Regions from separate parts of the Homo sapiens genome. Here region 2 is linked to region 1. Evidence: chromatin loops called from intact Hi-C (ENCODE). Cell type or tissue: ascending aorta. All regions are shown on one strand. Each heading gives the region's core, and the rest is flanking DNA. Links, peaks and the distances in the headings are about the cores only.

Region 1 (6,107 bases), core at 1,237-5,236:
ATGTATTTCTTCCCAACCCAGTCCACCCCATTAACTCAATTTTTTCTACATAAAAAAGATGCTAATACCACCCTCACCTGTGACTGCTAAACAGAGAAAGATTGCCTGGACTAGGCATTATCCTCCTAGTTGGAAATAAAGGCCCTTTCTGGGGGCAGGAAGTGGGATTTTCAGGGGACCCTACAGACGTAGGCAGCCAAGAGTCAAACAAAACAAGCATATGCAATAGTCATAATTATGCTAGTATGACAGTATGAATTAGGTGACTCAGCCAGGCACATACAGGAGTTCGGAGTGGGGACAGTGGAAGCCCACAAAACTCCATGTTTGGGCCATCAGTAGACACTTGGTCTGAGAAACACAGTAAAATGTCTGCCCGGGTAGTCACGATCATTCTAGTATGAGGTAGACAGGAAGCAGAGCAGGGCCAGGAAATGGAAGGGGCCACCCAGGCCCTCAGGAGTCCCTGACAAGGGAAGGTCCCTCCATGCTCTCTGAGGGTGGCGGGGCTCCAAAGATCCTGGCCAGGAGCCCTTTGTTGGAGCGGGCCTTGTCCTGGGCAGTTGCCAGGCGAGCCCGTTCACGTCCCCCTGGCCGTGCTGCTTTACGGGCCCTCAGTTCCTGCTCAGTAGGACGCTGGGCAAATGTCCAGGAGCCATCTGGGCGAGCAGGGTCCCCATCGGCCGCAAGAAAGCGTTGTCCCCGTTCCACACTTTGAAGATAGAAGTCGGTCTCACGCTTGGCTTGAGCAACCTCCGCTCTCAAGCGCTGCCTGCGCACCTGGCGCTCAAAGGCGAGGTGCTCGCTGAGGTGGGACCAGGTGAAACGGTGCAAGTACTGTGGGCAGAAAAGAAGAAAAGATCAGGATAGTGCAGATTAGGGAGAAAGATGAGACAAGGGGACAAGGCCAATGAGAGGCCATGGGGATACTTGGGCCAGAGTTGGGGAGAAGGGAGGGTGAGAGGTGTGGCAGAAAGATCTATCTTCTCACCTTGAGGTTCCAAAGATCATAACGGAAGGGGCTGCGCCTGCGGGCACCCATAGGCGTGTTGTGTAGACTGGCCGCCACGCGCTTGGCTATGCGCTTGTCACGGAACTCCACCCATCCCTCGGTGTAGTCCTTGGTGTAGGACCGCTTTTTTCCTCCGGCAGCTGCTGCTGCCTTCTTCTTGCGTCTCACGAACCGGTCTGCGCGCCAAAGACAAAGACCCGTCCAGGACGCCTATGCAGCACTCACTCAAAAGCACCTCCCACTGCCCGCAACGTTCTTCACATCTGCCAGTGGGAGTCCCACCTGAAGAGTTTTTGCCCAGGAGGAAGGGAACTGTAAATCGCACCCTTTCCTCTAGCTAACTCAATTCTTTCCTTAATTGTCCACTCCTTAATCTGGCCAGCCCTGAACGCTGCTTAAAACCGGCACAAGTCCTCAGCCTCAATGTAAAATTGAGGGTGGAAAGAAGAGGGGCGGTTGATCAAATAGTTTCTTGACCTAGGCAGCAATGCTAAAGAGTTATGTTCAGTTTTGTAGAAAAGCTGACGAGACTTTTACTCAGGTTGTATTCATGTAACAAACCAGTAAACAGGTCCGGAAAGAGAGGTGAACAGAGCCGGGATAAGAACACAAATAGTAACAATCCGAGAACTAAAGAACCACCAGACACACTGCGCTACCCACTCTCCCCATATCCCCTCCGCCCGCCCACCCCAGCATCCTCACAGACTGATTCACCAGCCAGGAGCCAAGCACCGCACTCCCCACCCCCAAAATCCAGCAACTCGTGCCTCAGCCTCGCGCAGCGAAGCAACAGGACATGCATGCTTGCACCCCGCCAGCGAGCGACAACCTCCTCCTGTCACCGTCAGGGCCTGCATACTTACCCTCAGCCTGAAAGAAGACGCGTCCGACCTCGCCATAGGCGCTGAGAAGGTTGCGGACGTGCAGGGGCCGGAAGCGCGGCGGGATATGGCCCAGGTACACAATACCTGGCACTACCCGTTTCTTGCTGCCACAGGCCGCTTCTTCGGATTCCTCCTGCTCCTCCTCCGCATCTAGTGTCTGTTCTGTCCCTTCCAGCGGCTCTTGCTCCGTTGCGGCCTTCTCCGATTCCTCTGCCTCCATGTTGACTGACACGAGCGGCACGACGGCCGTAAAGTGCCTTGCCAACTGACGCAAAACGCGTGCGACGGCCTGAGACGAGGGGGCGGGTCCAAGGTGGTGATGACAAATGAAAGGAAATGATTGGGCAATACAGTCGGGTCCAGGGGAAGGCCGAGGGGAGAGGGAGGAAGTGGTGTGTCAGGTCGGAAGCCTGATTCAGAGCGTGGAAGCGGGATGGGAAACTTGGGTTAGGCTCAGATTCCCGGTCAGATCTCCAACTCAGGACAGGCAGAACCAGAAAAGGCAGATCCCCAAATATAACCTACCCTATAGAACGCCTTGTCGAGACGCTAAAAGGCGGGTTGATGCCGGCTTTTTAGGGAATTTTGCAGAACAATTTTAGAGAAGTTTCTATGTGTTCTAGCGATCAAAATAGCATTTTATTCAAGGGCCCCGGGTGCGATTCCAGCTGAGGAATGACTCACCTTTTAAAGTTTATAAATTTCATTTAAAAATTTTGAGTTTTGAGGTTTTAACTATTTCTGGAAATTTACCTCGGAATTTTGAATATTTTAAAATTTAATTTTGAAAACAGTTCAACTTTGGAAATTTAATTAGATTTAATTTTTGAAAATTTAAGTTGTGAACTTTCAGTTTAATATTTTACATTTGATTTTGTGAATGTCTGAAAATTTAAATGTGTGACAATTATTTGAAGAATTTGTTTGGCATCTATTACACGTGTGTATTGATACATTATCCATATGCATACTTATGTTGCAAATACTTGTCAGAGGCGCACAAGCCTCCAATTCTGGCGACCCCCCGGCGGCGCGCTTATTTCTGCTCTCCCTGGGTCTGTCCTCAGATTCCCTATCAGATCACAAACCACTTTTCCTTCTATGACCTACGCAACCGCAGAACGGACCGGGCCACGGCGGTCCTGCTCCCACCAGGCGGCCTGCGGACCATCCCTAAGCCAAGCTCAGGGCAGTTTTCCCCGCGCGGGCTCGGGTCCTCAGTCTCTTATCGTCGCCCGAGGGCGCGACCAGCAGGGGGCGCCGTCCCCACCCTTGAGGCGTTTCAGTTCTTCCCATCGGCGCCAGCGACAAGCTGACTGCAAAGGACAGTGCTGGGAACCGCGTACAAGTAATCCGGTTAGCTTTCTGGAAGCAGCCCGGGGCGAGTTTGATGACTATCAACATAAATCCGTCCTTGCTGCGGCCTGACAAAATTTCCCATCTCGCTCCAAGAGCGCAGAGTAGCCCAGAGAATGGAAGCAGGGAGTAAATGTGTCCACTATTAAAATCAGAGATGACAGTTTTTGCCAGTCCCCAAGTATATTTCTAAAGTAACAGGGCCCTGCACTCTTTCATGGAGTGTCTAAAAGTCTAATAATAGACTTCTCGAATTCAAACACGCCTGTTTCATTAACTTTATTGAAGAGAACTTTCTGTCAGGTAGGTGTCCACTGCTCCTTTTTTGAAGAGGAGCGGGGTACGATGAGAGCGATAAACTCCGTCTACTGCTATTTAATTATAAACACTGACATCTTCAAAACACAGTACAGTTAATGAAATGAGAACACGTGTTGGGGTGGCTTTAAAAGATCTGGAGCTAGGGGAGGGGCATGATGGATGCAAGAGTGTCGGTAAGTTGTGCCAGTGTGGTGGCTAATGGTAGCTATTAGCTATTTTCTCTACTTTGTATATATTTGAAATTATCATTAATAAAATGTTTATTCACACCAAGTATCAATATAACAGGGGGTGCTAAAGGACCGTGAAACCGACAAAAAAAAAAAAATGAAGCCTTGGGGCAGCGTGTTCTTCCCGTTCCCCACATTCCTCATGATCCCTTCTCAACTTGGTGAAAATCGAGTCCCACTCAACTGTCTGTGAAGCAACCCTTGTTAGCAATTTTCAGGGTGGATTATTTTCCTTCTCTGAGCGTCTTACAAATTCCTGAATAAGCAAGCTGCACATGCGTTCTCCAAGTTTCCTTATTTCAGGCCCAGAAGAGACACTTTTAAAAATGGAACTCCTCCGAGCCGGATTCGAACCAGCGACCTAAGGATGACCACATTCAAACCCCTACAGTCCTCCGCTCTACCAGCTGAGCTATCGAAGGATGTCATTACCCTCGTTTTGGATTCTTTAGGATTTACCTATTGCTTTTGACTATCCTGTATTCTTGTTCATTTTGAAAATATAGGGAAACGTGAGGAAATTTTCTAGGATATTAGAAATGTTCCAAAATGTTCTAAAATGTTCTTATCTGAGTAGGGATACTGACTATACAAGTATATGAACAATTCTCTTGAACATTTAAAATTTGTGGGTTTTACTGTAAAAATGTTTCACATAGGTCCAAAAAAATAAAAAATAAACAAAACCACACCAATATTCCATGTCCTCCTCCCTTAGAATAGATAGGACCATTGCCCTTATTGCGCGTGTTGTCCAGCTGTCCTGTCCGCTTAGCACCTCCTCTCTCTATAGGAAGTAAATAATAAAGACAAGGTTATTTTAGACAACTGGGTTGAAGAGGGGGGACCTACCGCCTTGAAGCGAAGTTACTGCCCAGTTCATTTCGGAAACATTGAGATTCTCCTTTCTGAAGGGCAAGGAAAATTACACAATTTGTATAATTTGTAATTTGTGTTCGAGACACAAAACAGAAGTGCGTTGTGTGTGTACATATGTTTAGGAATTGAGCGGCTCATATGATATTGCACAATTGTAATGGGACAAGTAAATGAAACACAACACTTCTCTCTCCCCCTACAATTTAAAAAAGAAATATAGCATTCTATTTACAGGTGTCAACCTAAATAACAAAGAGAAGCTCTCTGAAAGAAAATGATGTTTATTTGGGAATAGAGCATTGCAATGAAAATACGAGTGCCATAGGAAACTATGTATATTCAGGGAGGTAAAGGAAGACAAAGGTGTTTGTTTGTTTGTTTTTGAGTTGGAGTCTGGCTCTGTCGCCCAGGCTGGAGTGCAATGGCGCAATCTCGGCTCACTGCAACCTCCGCCTTCCGGGTTCAAGCAATTCTCCTGCCTCAGCCTCCCGGAGTAGCTGGAATTACAGATGCCCGCCACCACGCCCGGCTAATTGTTGTATTTTTAGTAGAGACGGGGTTTCACCATATTGGCCAGGCTGGTCTCGAACTCCTGACCTCATGATCCGCCCACCTGACCTCATGATCCAGAATATAAAGTGCTGGGATTACAGGCGTGAGCCACCGAGCTCAGCGACAAAGATTTGTAAGGGAAAAAATGAGAAGGATTATATAACTGTGTTGAGGTAATTATTGTCTGCTACAAAAATGGATAGCAAAGAGGAAGCTAGTCCGAGGTTGGACAGGCAGTTGTGGGGCAGATGTCCTTGTAGAAGTATTTTTTGTGTAAGATTGTGATGGCCTGTGCAAGATTGTGGTTTTTGCAGTCTTTTGTGATAGTTTTTGTTATCAAGCATGGCCTTTTCCAGCTCTATTAATTAGCGTTTTTAGTTTGTTTTGTGTGTTTGTGTGTTTTAACAATAGTGACTCCATTTTGATTCTGACAGTTTTCACAAAGGTATGCTGTCATGCTTTGCTAATAAGTACCTATCATGGTATTCAGCTTCCTCGTGCCTAAAACAGAAATGAACACCAATGGGAAGAACGGGAAGGCATCTGGAGAGACTTTTCTTTTTTATAAAATTATTAGAAGTATATGGAAATTATAAATTGTGAAATTTATGGAAAGGAGTGTTGGTGAATTTATTTATAAAAGATCATCACTTATTACAGTTAAAGTTCTCCATAATTGTAATCTTGACAAAAATACGGTTTTTTTTTTCAAAAGATCCTCTCCAGCGTTTCCCATGAGAAATATCTGCAGCAACATAACTAATATTTAATTCAGTTATTCAATTCATTGCCATGAGAAACTAAGAATATATGGTCTGGTAAATTCCTTTCCAATAATGTAACCTAGTCGGGGAAAATACGAGAAGCCAG
Region 2 (6,107 bases), core at 772-4,771, 1.2 Mb before region 1:
TATTTTAATTAATATGAAATAAATGTGTTTACAACAATTTTTTTTAAATTAGAGATGGAGTCTCCCTATATTGCCCAGGCTGGAGGGCAGTGGCTTTTCACAGACACAATCATTGCACATGCAACCTCAAACTCCTGGGCTCAAGTGATCTTCCTGATTTACTTCGTCTCCAGAGTAACTAGAACTACAGGTACACCACTATGTCCAGTTTAACAATATTTTTTATCTTTTTTCTTTCTTTTTTTCTTTAACAATATTTTTAATGATCATTGTTGCTGCTAATCTGGTCTTGATTTGTTAATTGGGAAATACAGTCTAATTTGTTAATTGGGAATTACAGTCTTTCTTTCAGTTGTTACCCACAGCATTCCAATTATTCATGATCCAGCTACTACCAGCTCACATGATCTCAAGGTGAGAAGGGGCTCTCTGTTCCTGGCACCCATGGAAGAAAGAATACTAAGTAGAGGAAAAAGTAAGCACAGACTTTCTCCAGACTGGTCTGGCAGCCCAACCACCACCTCTAAGCACAGAGAGTGTGTGGTGTTTATATGCAAAGTGAAGTTATAAGGAGGAATCTGGAAGAAGGCAGCTTGCTTCTAGGTGTGCAGTGAAAGTAGATAGAGGAAGACAGTGAAAAGGGAGAGAAGAACAAAGAAAAGAAAAAAATACACGAGCGTTTTATCCTCCTTTTCTAAATCAAATAGCATTGAACTGTCACATTCCAGAGAAATAATTATTTGTGACATAGAATCCAATCTTGTAACCTTGTACCTGTTCCCCAGTATATCTCATCCTGAAGCTTACCTGCTCTGTAACAAATGCTAATAGTCCCAAGAGCTCAGTCTTACAGGTCCGGGTTCCTAAAAGGGTCATTTTCTGGCACTAGAAAGATGAAGATCAGAACAAGTTGCATGGATAAGATAAGGACACTATGGTAGAATTTTTTTAAAAAAATCAAATCATCTGCTCTCTACTTCTCTATCTACTTGAGGTTTTCTTGCCTGGCATTTGCAAAGAAATTGGGGCTCATGGGTGAATACTTGGATTGCTAAAATGATAAAGTTTGGCTGTTGGTTTTAGTACACTAAAAGTACAAGGGCAAGAAACGTACCACCACTGTGAGAGTTTCTGGGAAGAAAGGGCAGCTTTGAGATTATAGAACCTGGGGCATCTGGAAAAACTGTATTTTTTTTTTCCTGTAGAAGAGACATGGGACCAAAGGCAAGTTTTACTGGTATTGTGGTTATCACATTTGCCCAATACAGTAAAGACCCTTGGTTTGAAACTCAGTAAGATTTATTATTATTATTATTTGAACAGAACTCTTTTGTTTTCTCTCCTGTCCTGGACTTGAAATCGGCTTATCCAAACCCTAGAGACGCTGACACCCCGCATGCTTTCCCCTCCCACCGTTCAGGGCGTTGCCAGCTCCTCCCTCCTGCATGGTCGGCTGGGTTCCACCAGCTCCGCTAGTGTTAACAGGAGGAAGTGTCCCCCTGGTCTGCATCTCCCTGGTGATCTGGTTCTCATCCGAATGCAGACAGCGGAAAGGGAGGGTTTTCCACAAGGAGGTCGGCAAGTATTTCTAGAAAGAAAAGAGCTTCTCTTCTAATTAGAGCACCAAAGACTACGCTACAGTCAGGTGAAGTCATTAGCCAGTTATTTATTATTTTTGTTATGGGAAGCATAATGTTCTACTTTTTATAGAATTCCTTCGAATTGAGTTATCATTGAAGCTACTAGTTGGTTACAACTAAACATTAAAATGTTTATATCTTATAAACATTATATAACATTATATATAATGTTATATAAACATTATATAACATTAAAACATTTATATCTATAAATTTGAAAACTAATCAGTATTTTTTAAAGTATAAAACAATGGGAAGAACATCTAAATACTAGAAATAGGTTTAAAAATTAGTTCATAGATTCATAGATGCATAAATCTTAACAAATTACCTTTCCCAAATTAATTCTATGCCTCTTTGTATAAGTAACTACTGGGAAATATAGTTTATTATACAAAAAAGTACAAACCGATTATTTATCAAATGTTCCTCAACTTAAATTAGGACATCGAGTTTTTATATTATAAATAGTAAATGTGAAAGTGTGTAATTCACCATAATCAAAAAAAAATCGGAGGTGGGGGTGGAGGGAAAGGGGGAGAATTCAGGACTAGTCTTTTAGGTCAAAAAGAAGAAGCTTTGTAACCGTTGGTTTCCGTAGTGTAGTGGTTATCACGTTCGCCTAACACGCGAAAGGTCCCCGGTTCGAAACCGGGCGGAAACAAAGAGAGTCGCTTTTTTTTCTATCGCTAATTCTGTTTTTGAGTATTTTCATTTGAACCAATAGAATCTTTGCTTTTTGCCGAGCACGTGAACCCTCAACTTCTGTACTCCTTCCGTCACCCAGCGACGTGGCGCTGAATCCCGCGTCACACCTTTCTCTACCCCACGCCGAACCCTCACCCTCATCCTCCTTTTCTGATCTCCGTCTGAGTGACCCCGGTGGTGTCAATCCCAATAGGCACCGGAGTCCCAGAACTCCACCCGCCTGCACCTCGCAGGTGAGACAGGCTTTCTTGGAATCCAGAGAGCAGCACTTGCGGGTTTTTCGTGGAGGGGGTTTCCTCGGGGATTTCTAAGGAAGAGCGCTTCGCTTTGAGCCCTTCGGGGAATTGGATTTGCTCTTTTTTTGCTGAAGCACAGAGAGGAAACACTTTTTTTTTTTTTTTTTTTTGAGACAGAGTTTCGCTGTTGTTGCCAGGCTGGAGTGCAGTGGCACGATCTCGGCTCACTGCAACCCCCGCCTCCCGGGTTCAAGCGATTCTCCTCCCTCAGCCTCCCGAGTAGGTGGGATTACCACCACGCTCCGCTAATTTTTGTATTTTTAGTAGAGATGGGGTTTCGCCATGTTGGCCAGGCTTGTCTCGAACTCCTGACCTCAGGTAACCCACCCGCTTCGGCCTCCCACAGTGCTGGGATTACAGGCGTGAGCCTCCGCGCCCGGCCAAAACAAACTTTTTGACAGCTCTTAAACTTTCACCATGGATTGTGCACTTGGACAAGGATATAAAAGTGTGTTTGAATTCGAACCAGTCCAAAGAAAGTCAGCATTTTCTCTTCTGTCCGGTTATCTATTTATTACCTCTCAGCAGCAAAATCACTTTTCCTTGCTCCATAACAATGGAACGGAGCTGGGCCCTTTAAATATTTTCTGTCGCAGTTTAGCTCAATATTAAATTTTGTCAATAGAGGGCGATGGAGAGACATTGCTGGAGGAAATAATCTCTTGGCGTTACTGTGCACAGTGGCCTGGCTCCCACAGCCTGAGCAGTTTACCTAGTAGGAACCTCCTGCAGTGCATGGTGGCCAGCAGTACTTTGGGGGAACCTCCTTTAGAGCATCTCTGGTAACAGACTTCCCCATGAACATTTTTCTTTGGTACTCTAGATGGCACATGACCTGCACCTTCCGCTGGAGCACTTTTTTTCTACCCTCCCAACCTGGATGCAGGTCTGGATCTCAGCCCTGGTGGGGAAGAGAATACTTGCGTGCTCCATCTCAGCCCTCAGCCCTAGGGGTGTTAGCTGCTTCTTATATGGGCCAGCCTGGTCTGGAATCCCTGACCTGAGTTGATCCGCCCACCTCGGCCTCCCAAAGTGCTGGGATTACAGGCATGAGCCACCGCGCGAAGGTGACACATTTCTTTCACTAATATTTACTGAGTGCCTATTATAAACTAGTCTATGTGTTAGACAGTAGGGCTTCATTGGTGAACAAGAACAGACATTGTACCTGCCTTAATAGAACTTACATTCCATTGAGGGAGAAACACATTAATCAAGTTGCCTTACAAACTAATGTAGAACTTGCTACGAGGAGAGATACATTTTGCTATGAGTAATGCAGGTGTCACACACTTAAATGTTTAGGAAAGTCCCTAGAAAATTATTTATTGATTTGGAGTCCAGAGAATGCATTGGAGAAAGGAGAGTTTTCCAAGAATAGGAAATGGCATGTAAAAAGGCCCTGTGGTGGGAGATAACCTTATAAATAAGAGGAATTAATACACTAGGGCCAGTGTAGCTAGCGTACATAAAGCAAAAAAAGGTGTGATTTTAAGTAAGACTAGAGAAGTAGTTAAAGGTCTAGCATGCATGACATTTAAGGCCATTTTAATAATGGCCTCCTCTACCCTTTATCATCTCAGAATATACAGAATCTGAATTATGGTCTAATTTTATCTAAGGGACAGCCTATTACATTTACTTCCAAGAATCTGACAGAATTCATAAAATCAGAAGAATCATGTAAGTCCTTTTGGTCCACTAGGAACAAAAACTACGGTCCTACTGGAATTTCAAGTCTCTGTTGCCCCCTTGGTGTTTTGAGTTTTGTCCTTTTTAACTAAAGTTACAGATGTTAACTGAAGTAAACACTAGAGGTCACAATAATTAAAAGTAGAAAAAATTCCCTGAATTACCTGTCTAGGGAGGTCATAGTCCCCATATACTAGGTCATATACTAGGTCATAGTCCCCATATACTAGGGCTGAGATCCAGACCTGCATCCAGGTTGGGAGGGTAGAAAAAAAGTGCTCCAGCGGAAGGTGCAGGTCGTGTGCCATCTACAGTACCAAAGACAGGTAGTCCCCATATACTACCTGTCTAGGGAGGGAGGTCATAGTCCCCATATGTTAAAAATCAGAAGAAAATCAAATGGCCCTAATAGACCTATTAGGAACATTCCACCCAACAGCAGCAGAACATACATTCTTCTCAAGGGTACACGGAACATTTTCCAGGATAGATCACATTAGGTTACAAAGCATGTCTTTAAAAAATTAAGATCAAAATTACACCAAGTTTCTTTTTCTTCCTTTCTTTTTTTTTTTTTTTTTTTTTGGATACAAGGTCTCGCTCTGTCACCCAGGCTGGAGTGCAGTGGTACAATCTCAGCTCACTGCAACCTCCCAGGTTAAAACAATTCTCATGCTTCAGCCTCTCCAGTAGTTGGGATTACAGATGTGAACCACCACACCCGGCTAATTTTGTTTTTGTTTTGTTTTGTTTTGTTTTTTTTGGAGACAGAGTTTGACTCTTGTTGCCCAGGCTGGAGTGCAACGGCACAATCTCGGCTCACCGCAACCTCTGCCTCCCAGGTTCAAGCAATTCTCCTGCCTCAGCCTCCCAAATTGCTGGGATTACAAGTGCCCGCCACCACGCCCCGCTAATACTGTATTTTTAGTAGAGACAGGGTTTCTCTATGTTGGTCAGGCTAGTCTTGAACTCCCGACCTCAGGTGATCCGCCCGCCTCGGCCTCCCAAAGTGCTGGGATTACAGGCATGAGCCACCGTGCCCGGTTAAACAATCTAATTTTTATACCTCAAAGAAGTAGAAGAACAAATTAAGTCCAAAGTTAGCAGAAGGGACGAAATAATAAAGATTTTTTTTTTTTTTTTTTTTTGAGACAGAGTCATGCTCTGTCACCAGGCTGGAGTGCAGTGGCACGATCTCGGCTCACTGCAACCTCTGCCTCCAGGATTCAAGTAATTCTCCTGTCTCGGCCTCCCGAGTAGCTGGGACTACAGGTGCCCACCAGCACGCCTGGCTAATTTTTGTATTTCTAGTAGAGACCGGGTTTCACTATATTGATCAGGCTGGTCTCCGACTCCTGACCTCAGGTGATCCACCCGCCTAGGCCTCCCAAATTGCTGGGATTACAGGCGTGAGCCACCGCGCCCGGCCTCAAACTCATTTTATGAGGCTAGAAATACCCTGATATCAAAGACAGATACATTACCAAGAAAACTAAAAGCCAGTATCCCTGGTGAACATAGATGCAAAAGTCTTCAACAGAATATTAACAAACTGTATTACTGTATTCAACAGCACATTAAAATAATCATACACCATGAACAAGTGGAATTTATCCTTTGGATGCAAAGATGCTTCACATACAAAAATCAGTTAATTGATGGCATGGCCTTATATAGAGAACACCCTAAAGACTCCATTTTAAAAACTGTCAGTTAAGTTGCAGGATATGAAATCAGCATTAAAAAGCAATTGTGTTTCTATGCACCAACA

What was found. Hi-C counts contacts between places; a loop is a spot of excess contacts. Peaks named below come from ENCODE experiments on the same cell type or tissue, not always from the same donor. Only the 100,000 strongest peaks of a DNase experiment are listed, where the experiment ranks them.
Region 2: a loop joins it to region 1, with 2.9 times the contacts of the local background. A loop is called at or near these places in 4 of 110 quality-filtered maps.

What each region holds. Positions count from the first base shown.
Region 1 is chr6:26,592,995-26,599,101 of GRCh38, reverse strand. ABT1 (activator of basal transcription 1) reads right to left here and starts at 2,149. Exons shown (of 3, transcript NM_013375.4): 1 at 1,879-2,149; 2 at 992-1,188; 3 at 1-837. The coding sequence starts at 2,119. The coding sequence ends at 457. It overlaps TRY-GTA6-1 (tRNA-Tyr (anticodon GTA) 6-1), which reads right to left and starts at 4,228; the gene lies at 4,140-4,228. RefSeq lists enhancers at 1,861-2,300, 2,858-3,017, 3,118-3,267 and a silencer at 5,227-5,521. In ascending aorta, for the core only: CTCF peaks have their summits at 2,932 and 3,131 (motif pointing right); DNase peaks (open chromatin) are centred at 1,861, 2,201 and 3,151; H3K4me3 peaks cover 2,972 bases; H3K27ac peaks cover 2,545 bases; H3K27me3 peaks cover 75 bases.
Region 2 is chr6:27,749,597-27,755,703 of GRCh38, reverse strand. TRV-AAC1-5 (tRNA-Val (anticodon AAC) 1-5) reads left to right here and starts at 2,232; the gene lies at 2,232-2,304. RefSeq lists a silencer at 2,129-2,268 and enhancers at 2,719-2,808, 2,979-3,038. In ascending aorta, for the core only: a CTCF peak has its summit at 3,268 (motif pointing right); DNase peaks (open chromatin) are centred at 1,443, 2,353, 2,993 and 3,323; H3K4me3 peaks cover 2,330 bases; H3K27ac peaks cover 971 bases.